2 separate regions of the Mus musculus genome follow, and region 1 is linked to region 2. Evidence: chromatin loops called from intact Hi-C (ENCODE). Cell type or tissue: heart. All regions are shown on one strand. Links, peaks and the distances in the headings refer to the core of each region. The heading gives the core; the rest is flanking DNA. Region 1 has its middle 22 kb from the start of Gm41046. Region 2 has its middle 31 kb from the start of Gm36475.

What was found. A loop is a pair of places that touch in the nucleus more often than their neighbours do. Peaks named below come from ENCODE experiments on the same cell type or tissue, not always from the same donor. Only the 100,000 strongest peaks of a DNase experiment are listed, where the experiment ranks them.
Region 1: a loop joins it to region 2, with 2.6 times the contacts of the local background. A loop is called at or near these places in 6 of 42 quality-filtered maps.

The regions. Positions count from the first base shown.
Region 1 is chr13:102,638,205-102,650,097 of GRCm38, forward strand. No RefSeq gene overlaps it. Among named protein-coding and RNA genes, the nearest start is that of Gm41046, 22 kb to the right of the region's middle. In heart, for the core only: a CTCF peak has its summit at 6,851 (motif pointing left); DNase peaks (open chromatin) are centred at 6,797 and 8,347; H3K4me3 peaks cover 339 bases; H3K27ac peaks cover 1,456 bases.
Region 2 is chr13:101,503,257-101,515,149 of GRCm38, forward strand. No RefSeq gene overlaps it. Among named protein-coding and RNA genes, the nearest start is that of Gm36475, 31 kb to the right of the region's middle. In heart, for the core only: a CTCF peak has its summit at 6,843 (motif pointing right); a DNase peak (open chromatin) is centred at 10,315.

The sequences.
Region 1 (11,893 bases), core at 2,462-10,461, 1.1 Mb after region 2:
TATTAGGAGGTGTGGCCTTGATGGAGTAAGTATGGCCTTGTTAGAGGAAATGTGTCACTGTAGGGGTAGGTGATGAGACCCTCCTCCTAACTACATGGGAGCCAATCTTCTCCTGTCTGTCCTTTGGTTGAAGATGTAGAACTCTCAGCTTCTCCTACACCATGCCTGCTTGTATGATGCCATGCTGCCACCTTGGTGATAATGGACAGAACCTCTGAACCTGGAGGCCAGCCCAGTTAAATGTTGTCCTTTATGAAAGTTGTCTTGGTCATGGTGTCTGTTCACAGCAGTAAAACCCTAACTAAAACACTCACTCACCCTGAACACCCAGTAGTATCTAGACCAAAAATAAATAATTCTTTATTTATCAAAATATCTATATTTATAGAGCACCTCAACTTAAATTGTACCATTTTAGACTCTATTTGATAAATTTTTTGTCTAAAATTTATTGAAATCTTTTGTTAATATTTAAAGTAATAGAAATCTCCATGGGGGCTGGTGAGACAGCTCAGCGGTTAAGAGCACTGACTGCTTTTCCGGAGGTCATGAGTTCAAATCCCAGCAAGCACATGGTGACTCACAATCATCCTTAATGAGAAACAAAAAAAAAAAAAAAAAAAAAACTATGGGCCAGAGCAAGTGGGGGCTGGAGTGAAAGGGAAGGGGGGAAAAGAGGGGGGGGGGGAATCTCCATAGGAGAAAATCAATATTCAATGTAAGGCTTTGGCTATCAGCATATTCCTTTAAGGGACACTGTAGACTTACTCTGTGAAAGTGACATAGGAAGCTATGTTTTAAAAAAACAACATAATATATTACAGGGTGTATACACACATATACTTATATATGTATATATATACATATATGTGTGTGTATACATACATACATACATACATATGCAGACACAAAGCTGACAAGATTCAGAAAATCAATTCAAGTGTTATTTTCCCTCATTTATGAGCAATGCCATAAGTTGGCTTTAAAAAAACCTAACCTGGTTAAAGTTCAATTCAGAGGACAGAATTGAATTAACCCGTGTTCCAGCAACAATAAAAGGGTAATACCCAAGCGGTGACTTATGCTACTGAAGGCCTAGATGTTTTCATAACATAAGAACTCGTGATTATTACCATTGCTGGGACTCACTCCGTTTGCAGGCAGCAGAGCAGAGCACCTGATCCACACAGCGTAAATGATTGGTGAAAGCGATTGGGTTGACAAGGCTGCCCACTGTGCCTGTGCCATCCACTTGAGTCCCCTATGAAATCTCATCATGATTACATCTTTCTGTGCACCACTTGGTACTTATCTATTCAGAACATCACATTATCAGTGATGAGATGGGCCTTTAAGATGGCAGCCTCTGGCCCTGTGAGGCTCTGATGGCGCAAAAGAAGAGTTCTCTGTTCCAGGCTATGAGTTGACTCAGATACAGGAGAATTTTTCATAAGGCAGCCAGTGCTACTTGGCTGTATGTTATGTGTGGGACCTCTGAGTCACAATTTAAACCTGATCATCACCTGAATCATTTTCAAAAGTGAGTCCCTTATGGATTGTGCCTGGACAGTCAGGGAGCTCAGAGGAAACTCCCTCAGCCCTTGAAGGCTACAGAGGAGGGTTACACTGTAGAGAGGGGAGGAGCCCTGAGTGTGCGAAGCCCTAAGTGACTATGTGTTACTGACATGAACACAGCCATATCCGGGACCAGAGCCTCCGATCCACGGGGAAAAGGCAAAGCTGAACTCCAACTCCCACCCTGGCGAAGCCTTCCCTCACGGCCCAAGTGCAAATGTTAACAGTGTGTACAGGTGTCACCCTGTCAGCCGGGCGTGGTGGCACACGCCTTTAATCCCAGCACTCGGGAGGCAGAGGCAAACGGATTTCTGAGTTCAAGGCCAGCCTGGTCTACAAAATGAGCTCCAGGACAGCCAGAGCTATAAAGAGAAACCCTGTCTCAAAAAAACAAAAGAGAGAGAGAGAGAGAGAGAGAGAGAGAGAGAGAGAGAGAGAGAGAGACAGAGAGAGAGAGAGAGAGAGAGAGAGAGAGAAGATGCCTGTCATAGCTTTGTCCCCCAGGGATAGTTATAGCGTGAAGACCACTCCCCTACTGAGACTGCTCATGCTGAAATTATCTAAACCTGTCTCCTCGATCCAGCTGTAAACCATCAACCCTACCTCCTCGTTCATTTGTATGTAATAACTCCACCTCCTTGTTCAGCTGTGTACAGTGATCTCTGCCTTTCTGTTAAACTATATATAATAAAATATATTGAACTACCAGAGTGCCACAGTTTCTCCATCACAAAGCTGGTCCACCCAAATCTCCCAGGTTTCTCTCTCTCTCTCTCTCTCTCTCTCTCTCTCTCTCTCTCTGTGTGTGTGTGTGTGTGTGTGTGTGTGTGTGTGTGAGTGTGTGTGTACATGCGCGCACATTCCTGATCCCTGCATTTCAATATGGCAAACACATAAAAGACTGGAAAGACAAGTATGCTAACATGGATTCTCTGTTTTCTCAGTCTTAACACGACTCTTCAAGTAAGACACTTCATCTCTCAGTGACATTCTCTCCTTTCTTAGAAAGAAACCTGTGTATTCCTCTACCTAGCGACTGTAAGTCCCTTCCTTTCTGTCATTTCCTACTACTATGCTAGTGCCATACTCCTGGGTAAAAGCCATAGTCGTCACATTCATCACCAGAGACCCCAGCTCTACCCTGATGCCCCTCTACTCGGGTTCCAAAGTTCCTGTCGTCTCAACCTTGCAATGCTGGCCTCTCAGCCTGACTTTTCTTTACTAGCAAAACATGCCTGCTTCGGGCCCTGTTTTCTAATAAGAAGTTGTGAGTTAGCAAACAGGCAAACTGACCTTACTAAAAATGTCTAATATCTTGTATGCAGCAAAATTAAGGAGTAGGACTGATTCTGAGCAGTGGTTTTTTTGGGGGGCTTTTTTGTTTTTTTTTTTTGTTTTGGGGGGGTTGTTGTTGTTGTTGTTGTTTTTATTGAGAAAATATACACATCCCTTATTTTCTGAAGTCAGTCTTACACTTGGATATAGTTTAGCTTGCTCCTGAGTGCAAGTCGACAAAGTCAGAACTGTGGCAGCTGTGAGCCTCTCTGACACACCTGCAGTCTTTGGGTAAAGCTCCCTCCAGGCTTCCGTCCTGACCTGGACCTCGTAGATCTCCCGTTGTGCGTTTTGCCTTCCCTGTGTTGCATGTGCTATTGGAGCAGACTGACTTGCTTTCCTTCCAGAATAACCTTGTAGGGAAGGAAGTTCACGCCGCACCTGTGCCTTGAGGGTGGCCTGGACTCTCATCCTAAGTCCGCGTTGATCACCTAGTAAGTACCTACTTGCTTATTTATAATGCCGAACTTGGATGCTAGCACCTGAGATCCAAAACTCTTAGTTTGCTTCTGGATTCTGCCTTATCCATACTGGAGAGGGATTGAATCTCATAAAAGGAATTGGAAAAGACCTGCTACGGAGGGATTACCCAGGACTGCAGAATCTTCATGACCCTTTGCTGAAGGAGGGGGGCTAGTCTTTTTTTAAAAGAAAATGATATACATACAGAAATAATTTATCAACTGATTAAACACCAAGATAAGGTACATGATTCTTCAATATCACTAACAAATCAACTGCTAGCCAGCTCTCGACTGATCTTTTACAGGTCTTTTAATGTTCCTTAACAAGAGGCTTCTAAGGGTTCGAAAATAGATTGTTGGAGTCTGCGCCCAAATCAACAAAGGCCTCTCTTGTAGCCCCCCACCTCTCAAGGCAAGCCTGTGGGGTTCAAGGCCTGACAGCCGGATGTGGGCCTGGCATAGAAAATATGTTGTATGTATTTGTAGCATGCTGTATATACCACTGAGGAATGTCTGTGGCTTCAGAGAATCAAGCAGGTACCTGTCTATGCCTCCCATGGTCTCCTGGAGCTGAGCACCCAAGCAAGCCACCCCCAAGTCTCAACTGCATCAAATCATTAGCCAAAGAAGCCAAAGTCAGTGGCATCTTCGGAACAAGCCGCTAGCACATCAAAGATAACGCAAACACCACAAATAGGCCAGGCTGTAAAGAACACCCTTGTGTTTCTAAAGCAGAGGAGGAGCCTTGAGGCTCACTATAGATCCAAGTCCTCTAAGTGAGTTCTCCACATTCAGTATTCATGGCCCCTTTAAAAGGCAGAATTAACAAACATCAGAACAAAGAAATAAATGCCCGGGCTATCAGTGGTCAAGAACCATTGATCGAACACAGCTGGAAGCTTCAACGTAAACCCAGGTCTCCTGATTGTGTCAAAATTGAACGTGGTAGTGCACATCTGTAATACAAGCACCAAGGACTCTGAGGCAGTAGGACCAGAAGTTTGGGGCCAACCTGGGCTACATAGAACCATGAGTATAATTAATTCTTTAAATGTTCTTGGTTGCCTTCCTACTTTTGGGGCTTTTTTGAGGGTTTGAATTTTCAGGATTTTGCTGCTTGTCTTTAAGACTAGGCCCTACTCTATAGCCCAAGCTGGCCCTGAACTCACAGCAATCTTCCTGTTTCAGCCTCATGAGAGTTGGGATCATGCCTGACTTCACTAATTCTATATTAACCAACCTCCAAGTGATTCAAAATTCCTCGTGAGGGAACCAGATTATTTGCATTTTTTTCAAATCAAGTTAGGAATTTGGTTCTTTTGTGATGGTTTGCTCCAGAATCTAGGATACTTCCCCTTCTCAACTATCCTATAATTTTTAATTCTAATTACCATAGGATATATGGTATCTTAATTTTTTTAAAACACCATCAAATTATCTGAATTTTTTTAAAGATAATGTGATGAATTGTCCAAACAAGTTGCTTGGATCCCCAATGTACTGTGAGAATTGGCATATAAAAAGAACAATGTGTATATGTATCAGAAATAGCTGCTATCTTGGCCCAATGTATGACAGGGTATATTGCAAACTTTACTTTCTTTACAGTTCTCTCTCTCTCTCTCTCCCTCTCTCTCTCTCTCTCTCTCTCTCTCTCTCTCTCTCTCTCTCTCACACACACACACACACACACACACACACACCTTTCCTTCCATATACCTTTTCTACAAGCTAATAGACATATGATTCGTATAATAATAATATACAGTTCTGTTGACTACTTCAAAACAATTCATAGCAGTAGTAGCAGAAATAGCTGTTTATATTGCTGCAGGCTCAAATTTAGTTAACACACTGGTTATCTAAATAAGGAACATTCCTTAGAGGTTCATATTTTAATTAGCATCTTTTTTTCCCCAAGTAGGGACTGGATAATTTTTATATCATGAGTTGTATTTACAGCTGGAGCAATGCCTCTGTAATTGAGTCAGCCAAGAATCAACCCAGCCATAATTTTCATCAGCGACCTGTATGGTTTTCCCCAGCTAGAGGGAAAACCAGGGACCTTCCCCTGGCCACCTGCTCTGTGGATGATGGGAAAATATGACAGCTTGACTGACAAAGTGATGAGATTATATAAAAGAAGGAGAAAAGAAATACACACACCCTCAGGGTATAACTCAATGGTAAAGTATAGGCTTGGCACACTGGAGGCCCCGGGTTCAAACCCAGCTCACAGTCAGATACAGCAGTGCTGGGCTGGAGTCCCGGAGACTTTGTTTGCTGAATCTTAAGGACCCATGAACTCAAGACCAGATGGGGCAACAGAGTGAGATTCTGTCACATAATAACAACAAAATACTTCCAGCCACACACACACACACACACATACACACACTGCTCTCTATATTGTCTCTTTCCTTTTCTTTGTTAAAGTAATTCATAATGTTTTATTAGATTTTTATCTAAATTCAAATTGTGATGTGTAGACATTTCCCTCTAACATCCCTGAATTTTTCCCTAGAGAATAACTACAAGGCCCCATGCCATTTCCTGCCGTGTAGTGTGGCACTCGTAGGGGAGTTAGTTCTTGGGACCTCATGGTAGGAATGGAAATGCTCTCATATCTCCTGATCTAGAGGGCTGCTCTGAGTTCAGCAATGCGAATCCCTGGGCTTCTCTGCTTGTTCCCCTGGACGACTTTCCACTCCTGCCTTCAGGAACCAGATTGTCCGAGCCATTATAGCAACATCCCATCTTCCGTGTACAAACTTGTGAAATACCAGCTTTTCATCTCACTGTCGGCAAATGGACGCCTTATGCACATACAGAACACTCTGCCACGACTCTAGTCACTGGAAATAACGTGGCACTGACATCAGGGAGTCACATAACAGACGACATGTCTAAAGGACAGAACTATTTTCCACAGAGTATTAATTTACCAACTTCCTACATGACAATTTCCCAAAGCAGCCGAGAACATCTGTGACCCGCAGGCTTCATGTTTCCCTTAATGGGGCACTAATTGTTTTTAAATAAATGTCCCCCACTGTGCAAGCTCTCAACGTAGAATAGAAGTGGGTTGAGGGGTAGAAAGCCTAGCCTATCATTCTGATGTCTAAAATGTCACACTTTCAAAGATGCCAGGGAGATGAAATGCATTTAATAATCAATGTAAAAAATTTAACACATGTTGAAGCTCCTGTTTGAATTATAAAAGTATCAATTATAAAATGTCTACCCTCCCCCGCAAAAATACCAATTTCCACTCCCTATAACATTGCTCCTTAAAATGGTTACAGGCGGGATCCACATGCATACAGCAGACTACACAGGCGTTGCTGGTGCATGCGTTTTGCTGGCTCGCTCTTGACACAGACTATTTTCTGCACGAAAGGCTCTTTCATTGTGTTTTCCTTATTTGTATCTTTTTCGGGGTTTGGAAATGAGGTGTTTTCATAGCGCCACCTTGTGGTCATGAGCCATATGAAATTTATACACCCAGCCTAACCTCAGCTTCCTTTCCCGGACTCGGCTTGTTGGAGATTTTTGTTTCGCCTTTGTTATTGTTTTCTCTTTCCTTCTAGTTAATATTCAAGAGTTGTTCTTTGCCAGTGATGCTACTGAGAATAATGACCCAATTCAAACAAAATAGACCATTAAAAATTTTTATGAAAATGTCCTAATGTAGTACCTGCACACTTAGGGATATGCCCCTCAATCAAGGGACTGCGGAGAGGGGTGTGCTAAAACCCCATGGGCACAGGAGAAATGTTGAGGCGGGCTTTAACTGAGAGCATTCTGGCTAAACTTCCCTTACATCTGCCGTGGTTTTCAGGGCTGGCGCTGGTCTGAAATTCAGAGAGCTCAGCAGGACAGGCAACTGATTCCAAGGCACAACGATGGGAATATTAAAGCCATTGATATTCTCCACACGGCAGCAGGAGCCACAGCCAGGTGCTAAAGGAATTGGTGGTTTATGAAGAAATAATCAAATATTCTTTCCTTCCCTTCTCTTTTTTTTGTTTTGTTTTGTTTTGTTTTTTGTTTTTTTGTTTTTTGTTTTGCTTTTTTTTTCCAGCCTCACACCAGACCCAGCCTTCTTATCTCCAGGGAGAAGAGTGCCACTCTGTAAAAATAATAGAACTCTTCCCCCCATGTCTCCCAAAACCACTTCAATTCTGAAGGCTTCATTACACTCGAAGAAACTCCGGTCCAATGACAGGTGTGGACTGTCAAGCTTTGAGGTAGGTAATCATGGAATAGAGTTTTTAAGATTTAGATAACTAAATCCACTGAAGGCTCCATCCACCTTTGTAAGTCGTTGACTCTCAGAAATTTGAAACAGGCCGGGAGGTAAATTTGCATGGTAGAAACAAAAGAGGAGAGGATACCTGGGGGTGACATTAACAAGAAAGGACCCGGTCCCTGGGCTACTTAAGAGCACCAAGGCTGCTCAAGGACCTTCCCTGAGTGGAGGCCTTGGAAAAGGTGACCTAATTTAAAGGGCGAGCTGAGATTCACACATAACTTTGTGCATGCATGCGTGCACATAAGCTCAAGGATAAACATCCAGCCCCGTTGGCATAGACATCGGGTTTCGCCTCAGCTCCTAGATTTGACCTCTGTGAAAGACAATGGCTTCTGACTTTCTCAAACGTCAACAAGAAATCCGCAAAGAAGGCATAGGGGTCAAGGACTCGAAAGTCGCATTTGTAGACAGTGTCACAACAGTGTCGCCCTGACAGAGCGGCTGAGGATAAAACTCTTATGTGTTTGAACCTGGAGAGGATGAGGTAACTGGATGGGCCACAGGAAGTCCCAAGTGGGCCACGGAAATTGACAAACCCCCATGTGTCATCCCACAAGTGAAGGTTCTGGAAGTTTTCCAAGTCTGCCAGTGATCCCAGCTGACCTTTCTCAGTCTGGCAGACTCGGGGCCAGACTGTGGAGAAAATGACTGAGAAGCAAATTCCTGCTGCTTCCTGGTGAGCCCGCTTCACTTTCCAGTAAGTCCCCAGTGGTATAATTGTTCCTTTATCTGCACAGGAAGAGAATTGTCGATTCCTTCTGGAAACTAGAGAGGGCCTGCCCACTCTCCTGGATGCTGGCTCAGAGTCTGTGCATAGGCAGACCTGGAAGGAAGCCCGGTCCTGCGGGGACCACCATGTCATAGTAGCTCTCAGCATCAGGCTGGATGGGGACTTTAATTCTCTAAGATTCAAAGGCCTCGTTGATGATCACCAAGCAGAACTTGCTGTATGTTACTATGAAACTTGGACCAACAAAGGGTGACCCACTGGCCAAAGCCAGGCCCTCTCCTGTGTTTATGACCGCGTCTTTTCAGAAGCATATCCCCGCTCGTTCACATTAGTCCCCTGTACACCAACTCCCCTCCATGGCAGAGGTGAGGAGCTGCACCAGAGCTCCCATGTCTGCCCAGCCCGGATTGCTCACTGCCTGGGCCTTCACATGAGAAAAGCTCACTGACTCCAGTTCAGCAGAAAGGCCGTTCTGGTAAGGCAGTGTAGTATCTGGAAAGACCCTGAGAAGGGACTCAAAGGCCTGAACTCAGGCTCTGCCTCTATCAGAAACCAGCAGGTGAATGACTGAATACCTTTCCAGGGGCACGGGATGTAAAAAAAAAAAAAAAAAAAAAAAAAAAATGTGATCTCCATCTCCAGTGCCAAACTGGTTACCCAATACTTTTTGTTTCCAAAAGCTTTTTTTCCTATTTGTGACCCAAGGACTATGATATTTGAGGTTATTACATTGGTATTGACACCTTGTAAAAAATAAATAAATATGGGAATACAGAGATAGAGAGTTCCTTGGTTTAAAGCACTATCTGCTCTTTGAGAAAACCCAAGTTTGGTTTCTAGCATCCATCGAAGTAGAGTACCCTACAACCATCTATAACTCCAGCCTCAGGGGGGTCTGACACCCTTGCTGGCCTCCACATGTACATGTGTGTGCAGACACACACACATAGACACATAAATTTAAAAAAAAAAAAACATTTTAAAGAAAGACTAGAAACACTCATTTAGGTCCCCACACAGATGCATCCCAAAGTACTCAGAGCCCACTGATACACCCACACTTCCTGCATTGCCCCTCTACAGAAGAGACATGTGTCTTCTGGGGCCTCACCATCTGTGGAGCAATGATCAAAACATTACTATTCAGTTACTCTCTAAGCACAGCTGTAGAATCACGGAGACGTGTTTTTACAAAACCAAGCAATTGTCTGAGTCTGTCTCCCAACCGAAGAACGGGGAAAGTCTAATTCACAGAACAATTCCTACTTTATAGAGCCTTTATATACAACATGCGGGGTACACTCCTGTTTACTTGTTTTTCATGCCATCTTTATTTAGTGTGTACTTTATAAGACTTGCAAATAGTTTCCAAACATCTCCGAATTTAAGAGGAAAAATGCAACTGAGTGAAGCTGATTTAAATTAGCTTAGTCTGGGTTCTTCCCAGAAGCAGAGCCCAGATGAGAGAAGATGCCTTATTTTTGGAATTGATTTGAGGAAACAAGTAGAGAAACAGACAAATTAAAATAGGGCCAATCATAGGGTCTTCAACTAGGTTGGTTACTGGATATGGACAACCAAGGATCCTTCCTCCTGGGCTACTGTGAGCTTCTTTGTGGAATGGCTTCTGGTATACCTTCCTGAAGGATGTAGGTCAGACATAATGATACACTTACTCCCATTATTGCCCTATGTGGCTCTAATCTGCTCACATTTCCAGTGTGAACACGAGGCAGAAGTCAGATCTGCCACAGCCTGAAACTCCATATCAGCAACCAAAGATTGTATGATACACCGGCCGGAGGGAGCCCATGCATCACAACTGCATAGAGCATTCATAGCCAAGACCACAGTCAAACAGCAGGCTGGGAGAACATAAAGAAGGACACAAAAACACCCCACCCAGCATGTGAAGTCTAAACCCTACTATGTCATATTCCCCAATCACCAGCACTTAGGGTAGTATGGCTGCAGTAGTCCTTTACTATCAGGGATGCCTCTGACATTATAATAAATTCCCTTTGTTTGCTGGCTTATGCAGAAGACATCAGATTAACACTTTTGATGAAAAGGAGAACTCGAATTCTCTCCCATTGAATAGAGAGCAATGAATGGAGGAGAGTGTAAGAGATGTCTCCAGGGGCTTGGAGAGATGACTCAGTGGTTAAGAGCACTGACTGTTCTTCCAAAGGCCCTGAGTTCAAATCCCAGCAACCATGGTGGTTCACAACCATCTGTAATGGGGTCTGTAATGGGATCCGATGCCCTCCTCTGGTGTGTTTCAAGAGAACAACACTGTACTCACATACACAAAATCTTTAAGAGAGAGAGAGATCTTCAAAAATTGAGCAGTATCATAGAATTGTTTCAATAGACCAATGTGCTCCTAATTCAAGGAAGTACCAAGAAGGAAAAGTCACCCTTGAGCAATGATCAAAGCGCATGTAAAAAATAAAATAAAATAAATTTAGAGAGGCTTAAATAAATATGTGTGGGGAAATGAGCATCCATGCAGTTGATGAGGGAGACAGGTCCTCCTCCATCATGGCTCCCTGGACCTCATCCCAGCATATTGTGTTCCATCCACTGGTATCAGAGCTCCAGGAAGAGGTGACAAGAAGTAAGAGTTACTTGTTTTGCTTTTAAGAAAGCTGGCATCATAGAATTTAGATCTTCTCTGAAATTTTAGAAGCAAATCCAAGTTCATTCCTCTTTTTTTGTTGTTTGTTTCTTGTTTGGTTGTGGTGGAGTGTGTGTGTGTGTGTGTGTGTGTGTGTGTGTGTGTGTGTCTGTGTGTGTGTGTCTGTGTGTGTGTGTCTGTGTGTGTGTCTGTGTCTGTATGTCTGTGTGTGGTATAGTATGGTATGGTATGGTATGGTATGGTATAGTATAGCACATGCAATGCGTGTGTTTACCTGTGCCTGAGTTTGTAGAGGTCAGGGGTTGGCTTAAAGTATTTCCTTCCATTCCACTCCCCCTGTATAATTTTTTTATACAGGTCTCTCATTAAACTTGGAGCTCTCTACTCCAGGTAACTTAGCCTAGTCACCAAGCCCCGACAATTTGCCTGTCTGCCTGCTCGTTGCCCACATCCTTGGATTACAGGTGTCCACCAACAAACCTGGCTTTTCTGTGGGGGCTAGGGATCAGAACTCTGGACCTAACGCTTACCTAGCAAGCACGTTACCAGCTGAGCCATCTCCCTGGCTCACGGTTGTGTAGTTTGATGATCCCCAGATGGAAGTAGGTCAATCGTGTCAAACATTTCAATTCGCAAACCATACAACCTGACTTTCTGTAAACATGCAGAGAAATGTGGCTAAATTTAACACAAGGCTAAATGAGAACCACAGCAAGGCTTCATCCGTCAGAGACATTTTGTGCAAACATAGGTCTGTTATTTATTATTTTGTGTCCACCATGCATTACAATGCTAGCAAGAAATAATTTAAACCATTGGCCACCTCTACCGCC
Region 2 (11,893 bases), core at 2,427-10,426:
AGCTCTGTCCACTGAGGAATCCTTACAGCACCAAGCACTCTGCTAGGAAGAGGGAATTTAAATTAAAAGGCCTCAGTCTCCATCTTCAAAGAGTGCCTGGTGCTGTGAATAGCATTTTTAATTATTATTTTTTAAATTAGCATATGAAGTAATGGGTTTTGCTGTGACAAATTCTTAGATATCCTTTGTTCTTCATTATTCCATCCATTATCTTCCCCTACCCATTCACTTATTCTTGCTGCCCCCCCATCCAAATAGTTCCCCTTCTGCTTTTATACCACACATATTCTCTCTCTCTCTCCCTCTCTCTCTCTCTCACTCACTCCTTTTCCCCTTCCATATGTATGTGTGAGATAGAACACACATACATACACACACACACACACACACACACACACACACGCACACAAATCTAGACCTTGCATATGCGAGAAAACACATACCACTTGTTTTTCTGAGCCTTCCTTCCTTTGCTTAGCATAAAGATCTCCAGTTTCATCTCTTTCCCCTAAATGTCATCATCTGGCTATTTACAGATGCACTATGTTTTCTTTATTCACGCATGTGTTGATGGACCTCCAGGCTTGGTCCGTATTGTGGCTGCTGTGAACAATACAGCCATAAACATTCACCATGCCAGCATCTCTGTGGTGTGGCTGACTTACAGTCTGTCAGGTACATATCCCAGATTGTGTGCTACAGCAGGTAGCTCTACTTTTAGATGTATAACAAATCTCTATAGCCATTTTTTTGAGGACTGCACCATTGTACTATGCCAACAGCCAGGTTCACTTCCTCTCAATGTGCCTGCCATTCTTCCCAGAATCCCAGATAGAGGTTTGAAGCAATGCCCTTTTATGTTCACTGCTGTGTCTTCAAAACACTAAGACCCAGAGTCCTGAGTCTACTAGACATTCACTAAACAGTCATGCCGAGCTTAGAAACACACCAAAGCCTTCTCAGCTCAGTGGAGGATCACTGAAGAAACTTTTCAGGGGAGGAGACACCCCATCGTTATGCTTTTATTCCACTGTGTGGATTCAGTGTGCTACTGGCGATGGGTTTGCTGAACTTTGCCCTAGACATGTCATGGCCCTTGACAGTAAGCTTGGCCGTGGACTTGCTTGGACTATGGAATGGTAGCAAACTCGAGGCAAGCAGAAACTTAAAACACACATATGGGTTTCTGATTTCTCTTTTGGAACTCTGCCACCAACAGCAGCACAAGCCCAGACTAGCCTGCTGGGAGGCAGAAGGTCATATGGAACCGAGCTTAGTCACCTCAGTTGAAGGCCATCCTAGGCCAGCTACCCAAGCTGGGTGGTCATCCAATTAGTGATATGTGAGTGAGCCCAGTCCAGATCAACAAAACAGCTAAGCTGACCCATATAAGAAAGAAATGTTGAATGGGTATTTTAACACTAAGTGTTGGGCAAGTCTTTTATATCATATTATTGAAGTTCATAGATAACTGACACACTGTCTCACTCAACAGTGACCTGGGTTCAGTTGTCATTAATACTCTGAATAAAAGAAAAGTGAGAATCAGAGAGAGAGAGAGAGAGAGAGAGAGAGAGAGAGAGAGAGAGAGAGAGAACAGAATTTTACTTGGATTGTCTAAGTCTTTGGACTTCAAACTGAGTAGTACTCCTTTCTTTTTGAAGACCATAACTGTCACTTTGTTTAAAAAGAGAGCAATCATGTCATGAAGGTCCATGACATTAATTATGCAAAGCAAAAAGAAGGGAGAATGGGACAGAAAGAAGGACAAAAGGGAAGTAGAAGGAAGGCAGGGAGAGACAAAGAAAAGGAAGAGGCTGGTGTTGGCTTTATGAATTTAGTTTTATAGTGGTACTCAGGGAATTCTAAGTGATGTCTATATATACTATCGTCTAACTTAAGAAATGGGTTAAAGAGAACTTTTTTAAGGGTGGGAAAGGAAAAGAGATGTAGACAAGAAAGGACAGGGTAAGGAATGTGTGTTTCTGTAAGACAGATGGTATTGTTCACCCTACTTTTGGCTGGGCAGGCAGTCAGGGAAGTACTTTCTAGGGAGGTGGCATTAATTCTGAAATTTGAATAACAAGAAAGAGCCCTGCTAGGAAGAACATTCCAAGTCAAGAAGACAGCTGTGGCAGAGGACCTAAGAAAGAATGAAGCTTGTTAAGTTTCAGGGATCCAAACAAGGACTGAAGGGTATGATGGAGTGGTTGGGAGAAGAGCAGGTTTTATTTTCAGTGACGTCTGACATATATTTCCAGGAGATAGACTAGAGGGAGAATGGACAGTAGGCATACAAAGTGAGATGTGAAGAGAGCAGATTTGAGGAAGAGATGATGGTTGCTAGCTAAACTCAAGGTTCTTAACAATGTCTGCAACAGACAATGGCGTGTGGAGATCAAAGAACTGGATCTACCAATGGATGCAATATGTGGGGTGAGCATGAAAGGTGATTCCAGGTTGGGGCTTGATGGATAGTGGTGTCATTTATTAAAATAGGAAGCCATACAAAGAAAAATACTTTATTTCCAGAGGGAATCTAATAGAAAAGGGGGAAGGAAGAGAAATATGAATAGTGATGAAAGGTTGAAAAGGTCAGGTTATCAGGGTAGAGGTAGAGAAACTCTTTCAGAGCCCCTACTGGGCAAAGCTTTGGAGCCTTTAGAACCACTCAAGGCCACTCTGTCAGCAGTATTCTGTAGCCCTCGCTTCCCCTTCCACTGAAGCTGGCTGTACCATTTGTAGCCACGCCTCTATGCTTTTTACAACCATTTCCTCACTGCCTGGGAACTTTCTCTTGTCCACCCCATCATCCTTCCTCCCTTCCCTCCCTCCATCATCAATGGCAATCCCTTGGTTTGCCTTTCAATCCTTCTCTATGGAAATCAGAACCCATTCCAACTTCGCCAGGGGCGAACAATAGCTACTTTCTCCATTGCATTTTTTGTTTGTCCGTTTTGGTTTCCTTCTGTGGATTTATTTGACCACCAGCTCCTCTCTCCCGCGTTCTTTCATCACATCTGGAGGGTAAGCTATCCATCTTCTTAGATATAGTAGTCCCCTTGCTGGGTACTGTGGTAAGACATCATCGGCAGGTCAGATGACAGCACAGCCTTCCCTGGCCACAGACCCTGCTCAGGGATTCTATTCCACCTTGAGTTTCTGAACCTGTTTGAGATCTCTCCACTCTCTAATTCTGCAGTTCTTTACAGGAGATGATACCACTTCCTGCTTCTACGAATTGATAGACACCACGCTACGGCAATGGCTTCCGCATCTGGCAACAGACCTGCATGCTTTTCCACATCTGTCTTTTTCCTTTCCCCTTCTAGCTGTAGTGAAGGAGTTGGTTCTTCTTCATTCTAAGATTTCTCCATCCTTCTGGTCTTTGAATCCTATCTGCCTCTATCTTTTAACTTTGATAACTCTACCTTTCTTTATAACTTCACATGTATGTGTCAAAGACAACCTAGTTAAATTAAAATTCTTCCTTGGAGCCCCCTCAAAGCAAATTTCTAGCCTTTGTCATCATTCCAATGCCTCTGTCCTTGCCAGCCATCCCCCTTGGTCTTCCTTGCTAAATCTAGCACATTTCCTTCTTCTGACCAGTGCCACCAGCAGTCACCAAGATGCAGCTTTCAGCCATACTTCCTCAAATGACTGGATCTCTCAGAGGCCTGTCATGCTGTTAGCTGTTGCATGTTCACCTTCAGCAAGAAGTCTCCACTTCACTGGCAGGATACTGACTAAGTTTCTTCCTCACCTGCTGGCCTGCCCTTCCTTTATAATCTCCTGCAGCTCTCTTCTCTTTCCCAGCCCAGCTATTACATGTCCTCTTCCCATCTGACATACTCATCAGATGATCTCACCCATGCCATGCACACTGGTAACTTTCAAACCTTGAAAGTTACAGCCAAGAAAATTCTACAGTCAAGAACTTCTACTTAGCCTTGGATTCACAAACTTCTCAGCTCACTCAGCATCCCCAAGTAAAATCAGACAGATCCCACAAAGAGCATGTGTAAACCTGAACCTGCAATCTTTCCCTCACCACTCTTTTCTTCCTCAAGGGAATGACCTTCCCTTTCATGCAGTTCTGCCTATAAAAAGGATGGGAGTCACATATAGTAAATGCTGTCATTCTTACCTGTCTATCATCTATTCACAATTATAGTGCTAAATTTGCTTCTCTACTCTGTGTGTACTTGATATAGAATTGGTTCTACTCTTGAGCTCCAGGCACAAACATATTGCTTGAGACCAGCTAATGAGGTTCCATTCTAGAACATTTCCTGAGAATATTGACAAGTCCCCTTCTGCTAAAGGAGTGAGTGTCCAGAAAGGGTGCAAACCCAGAGCTACCAGTAGCTATTTTGTTAGCATGAGAGAGGAGCTTCAAGGAAAGGGTGAAGCCAACACAAGAATAGGAAAGAAAGGTATTGTTAAAGACATGATCTGAATTCCTGGGGTGAGCTGTGTTGACACATCGGATCTACTCAAGGACATTTGGGTACATGAGACAAGACATTTTCACTAGGTCCTTAGCTAGCTTGAACCTGGAGTGTAATTACTTGCACAGCTCCATAACACAGTCTAAATAGTTACATCATTGCATGTATTTCCTCCTTCCCTCCCCCTTCTCAATCACATCAGTCCCTACATCTTTCTGGTTCCACTTCCTAGAAAGCTAAATGGATCTCTAAGTTGATCCGCTTTAGTCTACTCTGTCCACCAATCAAGGCCAAGACATTCAATCTCAACTGATCCGCTAAGGTGGCATTCCATCAGGTTCATTGCTGTCTTGTCAGCAATCTTGTCTTCATGGCTGTCTCCTCAGTGTGGTCTTTATCCAGAAGCGAGCATGTCCTTAGCAAAAGCATCAATCAGATCATGCTTGCTACTGCTTACAGTCATTCACTGCTCCTTCTTGCCCATACAATCAATACAGTATTGCCATGGCCCAGGGCCCTGGATGCGCCGACCTGGACCTCATTCCTGGCTCATCACATTCCATTTTGCCCATGGTTTCTCTATTCTGGTCATAAGAGAAATGACTCACAACTAACTCCAATATGTTAGCAAATTCTTATTTCTGATGCCAAAAGTAGGCTTTGCCTTCCTTTTCCAATAGACATTCCTTTAGAGAAGCCCTCCTTTGCACCAGACCAGACCTGCCTCCCCAAGTCTCTCCCTGTGCCTAGATAACTTCTATCCTCTGCCCCCTCAATACCAGCCTGTGTCATCATTTAATTTGGTACTTTGTGTTAACAATTAACTTGTGGGTTACCTTCCCTGCCAGACCTGAAGCACCATGAGGGCAGACCAGGCCTGTTTGCTTGACCACACTCTCTTGCTATATGTCTGATACAAATTTTGACTGACTTTGCTATGTTTAGGTCTGAATAAACTTAAAGAAAAACAAATGTGGGCTACAGAGAGAGAAGATGGCTCAGTGGTTAAGAGAAGAAGAGATGTTTTCCAAGATTTCAAGCAGGTTTACAAATTTCATTTTAGACTAAAGGCTGTACATTTAAAATCTGACCATCTGTTATACCAATAAGGCGTAGTGATTGTAGGTGAAGATAAAGCAGAAAGTTAGGCAGTTTTTTTTTCAAATCTGCTTTATGTAAAGAATAAAATCTGAACACACACACAGAGAGAGAGAGAGAGAGAGAGAGAGAGAGCAAACTTCAACCTTCCCTGTTTTTTTAAGTTTATGAAAAATTGTTAAATTCATGTGCTTTACTGGACAGGATATCTAAAAGCCATGCAGGGCCCTGCACTTGAATTTAGTTTGAACAAACCAACTGTAAAAAGACATTTTGCAGACAAGCAGGGCAAATTTGAACATAGACTGGGTTTTAGAGGAGATAAAAATTTATTGGCAAGGAAAGATTCATAAACTAAAAAAAGCAGTTTACAAGCAGCATGTACAACACTATCTCATTTTGATAGAAACATGTAGTGTATACAGGTGTTAAGAGTGGTAACCTGTAAGGGGTAGGAATGTGGGGCTAGCACTTTTAAAACTTTCTTTATCTGAATTTATAACTTTCCACAAAGCACACATGACTTTTGTAGTAATAAAACTTAAAATAGCGATTAGTTTTGCAAATGTTAAAGAAGGCTTACACAGACCCAAATTTATTCTGAAAGCCTTCCAGGACATTTTTTTTTTTCTATGTCCTACACCTTAGGAATGAATAGTATGTCCTAACTTCTGGGCGGGTCTCAGCATGAAGGATTAAACATTTCAGCACTGCTTGAAGCGAAGGGGAATCAATCAATTACTGAACACGCCTACATTTTCTCCTGGCAATGTCGTGAAAGGGCCTCCTGATCGCTTGCAGAGAAGCCACCCTCACAGTGAGGGGCTCACGCTATTACAGGCAACACTGAAATGGCCATTTCCCTCTCTAATGGAAAAATCCACAGTCCATCAACTCTTAAGAGTAGCAAGTATACAGAAAACTTAGAAAATGCTGCGTTCCAGTTGTCTGAGAAGGAGAGGGAAGGGTATTTTGATGACAACTGAAAAAGCCAGGCAAAGGTCATTATCAGACAACTACTGAACTGCATATTTATATTCACATCCTGGAAAACTTTTTCTCACAGGACTAAGTGAAGCTTGCATCCAAGGTGGTCCCTGTGTTCCTTATGTGAACAATGAAGTCTGGACGAAATCTAAGACTTAATTAATTCACAACTATGTTTCATTAATTAATTATATATTGTATATGGTTAGAACACAAATACATCTATAGACACTGTACATACATCTATATATAGCAAATATATATTTGCTAGCATTTTCCCTGGGTTCCCACACTGCTGAAAGAGTCCCCTGTAGAGGGCACTAGTCAGTTGTTAACCTTTGTGAATCTGTTTAAATCAAGGGAAGGAAGTGACCTGAAGGATCACATAACCAACTCTTCCTCCTCAGGAGGTAGAAACTGAGGCCCAGGGAGATTGGGGGTGGGGGTTAGGAGGAGGCTTGCTCAGTCACAAAGCAAGTACCGTACAGAGCTAAGAAAAAGTCAGCCTGCTTTGTGGTTTTTAAAAAGAAAAGAAAGAGAAATACAAAACCCAGAGGCCACAAACCCATTTGCATCTAGTTGACCATTTATGAATCACAGGCCCTGAAGACCACAGCACTGGCACCATACGTACATGATCCCAGAGAGCCCACTGTTTGAAACACTTCTGTAAGAGGCATTTCATCACCGAGTCCCTCCCATCTGCAGTATCTTGCAGCAAAATTTGCTGAGCCTTTACCATTTTCCCAATAACCCTTGTTATCTAAACATTACCAAATACATTTGCACAGCTCTGAAACTGCATTAGTAGGAAGGATACACCGTGTTTCTCTTTCTCCCGATCCCATCAAAAGCAGTCCATTGTGAACCATGCGGTGGAGCGGGTTCATTTATTTTGTTAGGATTAGGCAAACTGGACTGGCAGTGTGGTTTCCAGAAAGGCTGCCTGATGATGTGTCACCTTACGGTCAGGTTAGAGAAACACCTTAGATGCATGAGTTCATTTCTGTTGCTGTGATAAAGCACCATGACCAACAATGGCTTATGGGAGAAAGAGTTTATTTTGGCTCATGCATCAAAGGGCGAGTCTGTAATGGCAGGGGAAGCATGGCAGCAGGTGGCAGGAGTGGGAACTGAGAGATCACACCTTCAACAGCAAACATGAACCAGCGAGAGAGATAGCTGGAAGTGGGTCCAAGCTATGAATGACGTCTGTAAGCCCACCCCCAATGACATATTTCCTCCAGGTGGGCTTCATAACGTCCTCAAGCAGCACCACTGAGCAGAAACTAAATAGTCAAATATATGAGATTCTGGGGACATTTCTCATTTAAAACACCACATATGATTATGTATGTCTTGCCCATATATCGAAACTGCTGCTCGTGGACCCCGTCTATATGAACCATGGTTTTATATGTCTGATGTTTTAGCTTTTCATTTCTCTGTTTGTTGTTGTTTTGAGGAATAAATGAGTTCAGGACAGCACACTGTAGTTGGGGAATCACAAACTTTGGAACCCAGGAGACAAGTTAAATTTTAACTCTTGCTTCCATTTATGAATAAATTGGGTCTAATTCAGCAAATTATTTAGACTTTGAGCATCAGACTTCTTATCATAGCATCTATCCCGTAGGGTAGGGATTAAAAAAATGTATGCAGTAAGAGAAGATGGTCTGTTTTGAGATTTAGAAGAGAGAAAGCAGAATCCCACTGTGAAACAGATTCAAGGTCATGCTACTAAGAGAAGGCATTGTTCTTAAGAGTCTGAAAATAGACTGAATGGGCTTTCCAGTGCATGGTCTTCAGTTCTCAATCCTCTCCAAGTTACTCTGACAGTAATTTTATGATTCTTTTACCCATGTGGCAGTGGTATTGCTAGTATCCAGCCCACATCACCCCACACATTTCAGAGATAAACCTACATGCTCAGGAACATGAGAGAACGAATCTGTGAGATAACGGCTTCTCTCCCTCCTTAATATTTCCTGGGTGCAGAGAAAACATTCCAGCATCTGTGTCCAGAAAAATCCAACATTTTCTTGCTGTTGATAGGAATGAGAAGGCAGGTAGCATGTTCCAAAGGTTTGATGGCCCAAGTACAGGTACCCTACTGCTGTTCCAGGCTCTTTTAGTTTTGAATGACCTATTCATACTTAGGTAACATGTGCTGTGAGGATTTTAAGAGATGCATTGCTTCATCCCACTGCAGCAGGTCTGAAAAGGAAGACACTATCAACTTCAATATGTTGCTGGAGAACCTGGAGTTTGGGGAAAACTGCATGCTTGCACAAATCATTCATCAAGTTCCCAGTATGGTAAAGCCTGGCTGAACCTCTGGAATAGGGGCTTCCTAACTCATTCTTTTTTTACTCATACTGAATTCTCCAAATGTAGCAATAATATGCCCAAAGGAATAAAATCAAGGAACCTTAAAAAGCCTCTGCAATCTAAAATGTTACTATCCTCATAAGCACGTGACTTCATTCTTTGAGCATTTTCATTAGAACAACTTTCTTGTCCAGAAAACCCTTACTCAGTAAAGTAAGGGTTGTTTTGTGGTCATTCTAGACACTTCCAGAAAGATCCATCGATTTCTCAACTGAAGGCATCATGGGAAATTTTTCTACCAATTTGAGCATTTTCTTAGCCCCCTCATCTCAAAATCTCTACCTCACTGTCTCCAGCAACCCTACAAGATCCCATCATTATGATCCTCACCCAACCCAAGCCCACCCTCACATGCCTGCGAGAGAGGATGCACATTGTGAGATGCACATCCCAGTTCCAATCTTCAAAACTTTAAGAGTATCCCCCAAGGTCTCCCTCAACTTTCACTAGCTCTTTTCAGACTCTGCCAAAGCAGCATTCCTCATTTCCTGCAAGGAACTGATTCTGCCTCCTCAGGGACATTTGACAGTGTCTGGGGACATCTCTGATTGTCACGGCTGGGTCAAGGTGGAAGTCAGGGATGCTGCTGATCATCTACAGTGTACAGAGCCTCCTCCACCCAGAACAATGAGTGTAGATGGGTTATTTTGATGATATTACGAAGCCAGCATTTGATCCACAAACAAAATGGCTTCGTGAGTGGACTAAAGTCTTCACCCAGCCTCTGAACCCTCCTCAATGATTTGTTAGCTTCTCTTGCTCTTGATCACAATTATCCATGCTGCCTAACAAGGCTCAAACCCACAATGCCCATCGTAAGAAATTTCACTCTGCCAATTTTGTATGGTCCCTCCATGAAAAATTAATTCTGTACTGTATGTTGTTAATGGATTGTCTGAAAGATAGGCTTAGGATACACAGTTTTGTGGGTGTTCTTGACCATACTAATAATGCCAGAATTCCCAGAGTTGTAAAAGTGACTTTAGTAGAGAGAAGGCACTTTTTTTTCCCTTTGTAGAAAAATAGCACAATTTCTCTGTAAAGAACTAGAGAGGGTGAGATATTGTCAATTGAAATTGACACTTTGAACCTCACATATTCTCCCGAATATTTCCACTGGCAATAAAGGTTCCTTGCAGTTACAGGATCAAATTGTGATCCAAAAATATAAACAGACTACTTCTTCCTGTTTGTAATAAGTAAAGGACGAAGTTGGGGAAAGAATAAGCAGCCCTGGTATTACTTAACTCGAAATATTATGCAAGGATGTTTAGAAGACAAGTAACAGGCTTTGGATCTGAGAGATTTAGCTGGCACCAGCTTTCTCTGTGGTAGAGATGGCTCAAACACTGTGACACAGAGAGATGGCTCATGCTGTTGGAGCAAGGCCCAGGATGATGTCAGTCTATGCAGGGACCTTATTGATAACCCCTGCAGCAATTTCTCTATCACCAGGACTGTCACCGACTCTTCCTGAAGCTCTCAGGCATATCTCTAAAACAGGATCTCAGACCTTAGGCAGGCCTGGAGGGCTTGGTTGGGTTTTCCTTCATGAAAGTTCTTGGGATGGTGCATGTCTCTGGTTTCATGGGGATGTATGTGTAGAATCTCAGAGTAGCAATAAAAAGTTGAAAGTAAAATTTTGTCATTTGAAGAATATACAGAGCTGGTAGCTGGACTTTACTTATCTAACAAGAATGCTAGGAACTGCAACTGCCATCGGACTCCATTCCCAAGAGTATCTTGGAACTCAGAGGCAGGGAGGCGAACTGCATGAAAACCCAGCAGAACCTTCAGAACCCTGCCACCACGTGATCTCATTCTCCTGTACCTTAGCTGTGCCTGGCACGTAAAGCTGACCTGAGATACTGAGTGGAAGTATACAGCACTGAGTACTTCTGCATGTGTTCCTAAGTGATCCCATCTCACATCCTTGTTATCTATCTGTCATAAGATAATTATTGGACCCCTAACCACCAGACTCAAAAAAAAAAAAAAAAAAAAGAGACATGTTTCTTTCTGGGATTTGGTGACAAGTCTGGGATATCTGGGAGCCTCTGTTCTTCCAGAAACTACAGCTGAGATCACAACATCTCTGACTATGCCAACAATAATAAATATCTTACCAGACTGATTTCCGGATATCTGCCCAGGATCCAGCCAAGTGAATGTGGTGGGAACCCTATCTTCTATCTTCCTTAAAAGATTCAAACGAGTGGGAACACTATAGAATATTCTTTTTTGTGTACTTGTGTCTTGGTACTCTTATTATGGAATCCTGCCCTCCTAAGGACAGCTATGTCCTGCCCCTTTCATTTTGTCCCCCAAGAGCTCAGCTAAAATCCACAGAGAGTGGCCATTCTTTCACATGCTGGAGGCGGGGTGCAGATTGTGGGCTCTTGGCTGAGAAGCGGTTAAATGTCAGGCTGGAGGCTGAAGAATTTGTAGCCAGTGGAACATAAATGTGGGCTTCCTGAGCTTCCCATTAGCAGCTGGTGTCATACCAGAAAGTGTTCATGTAAGTCTAGATGATAGACCCCAGTAATGGTCTTTATGAGTTCCTGCTTGCTGCTTTGCCAGTGTTGGGATGTCTCATTTCAGCATTGTCTGCCTAGTGGGCATATCAGGCTTTTCATCTTTACTTTATTTTTGAGATTATAATATAATTACACAATTTTCTTCTTTCCTTCCCCAAACCCTCCCAAATATTCCTCCTTATTCTTTTTCAAATTTATGCCCTCTTTTCTCAGGATTTATTATTAAACTCACACATATGCAATGTATATTATATAGTTATAATATATATATAATAATTATATTACTGTAATATCTAATTGTATTATGTAATTATATATGTGTGTGTGTGTGTGTGTGTGTGTGTGTGTGTGTGTGTGTAATATAACTTATATGTATGTATTCAGGGCTGAGCACATAAGTTTTGAGGTAGCCTAAGATAACTTCTCAGA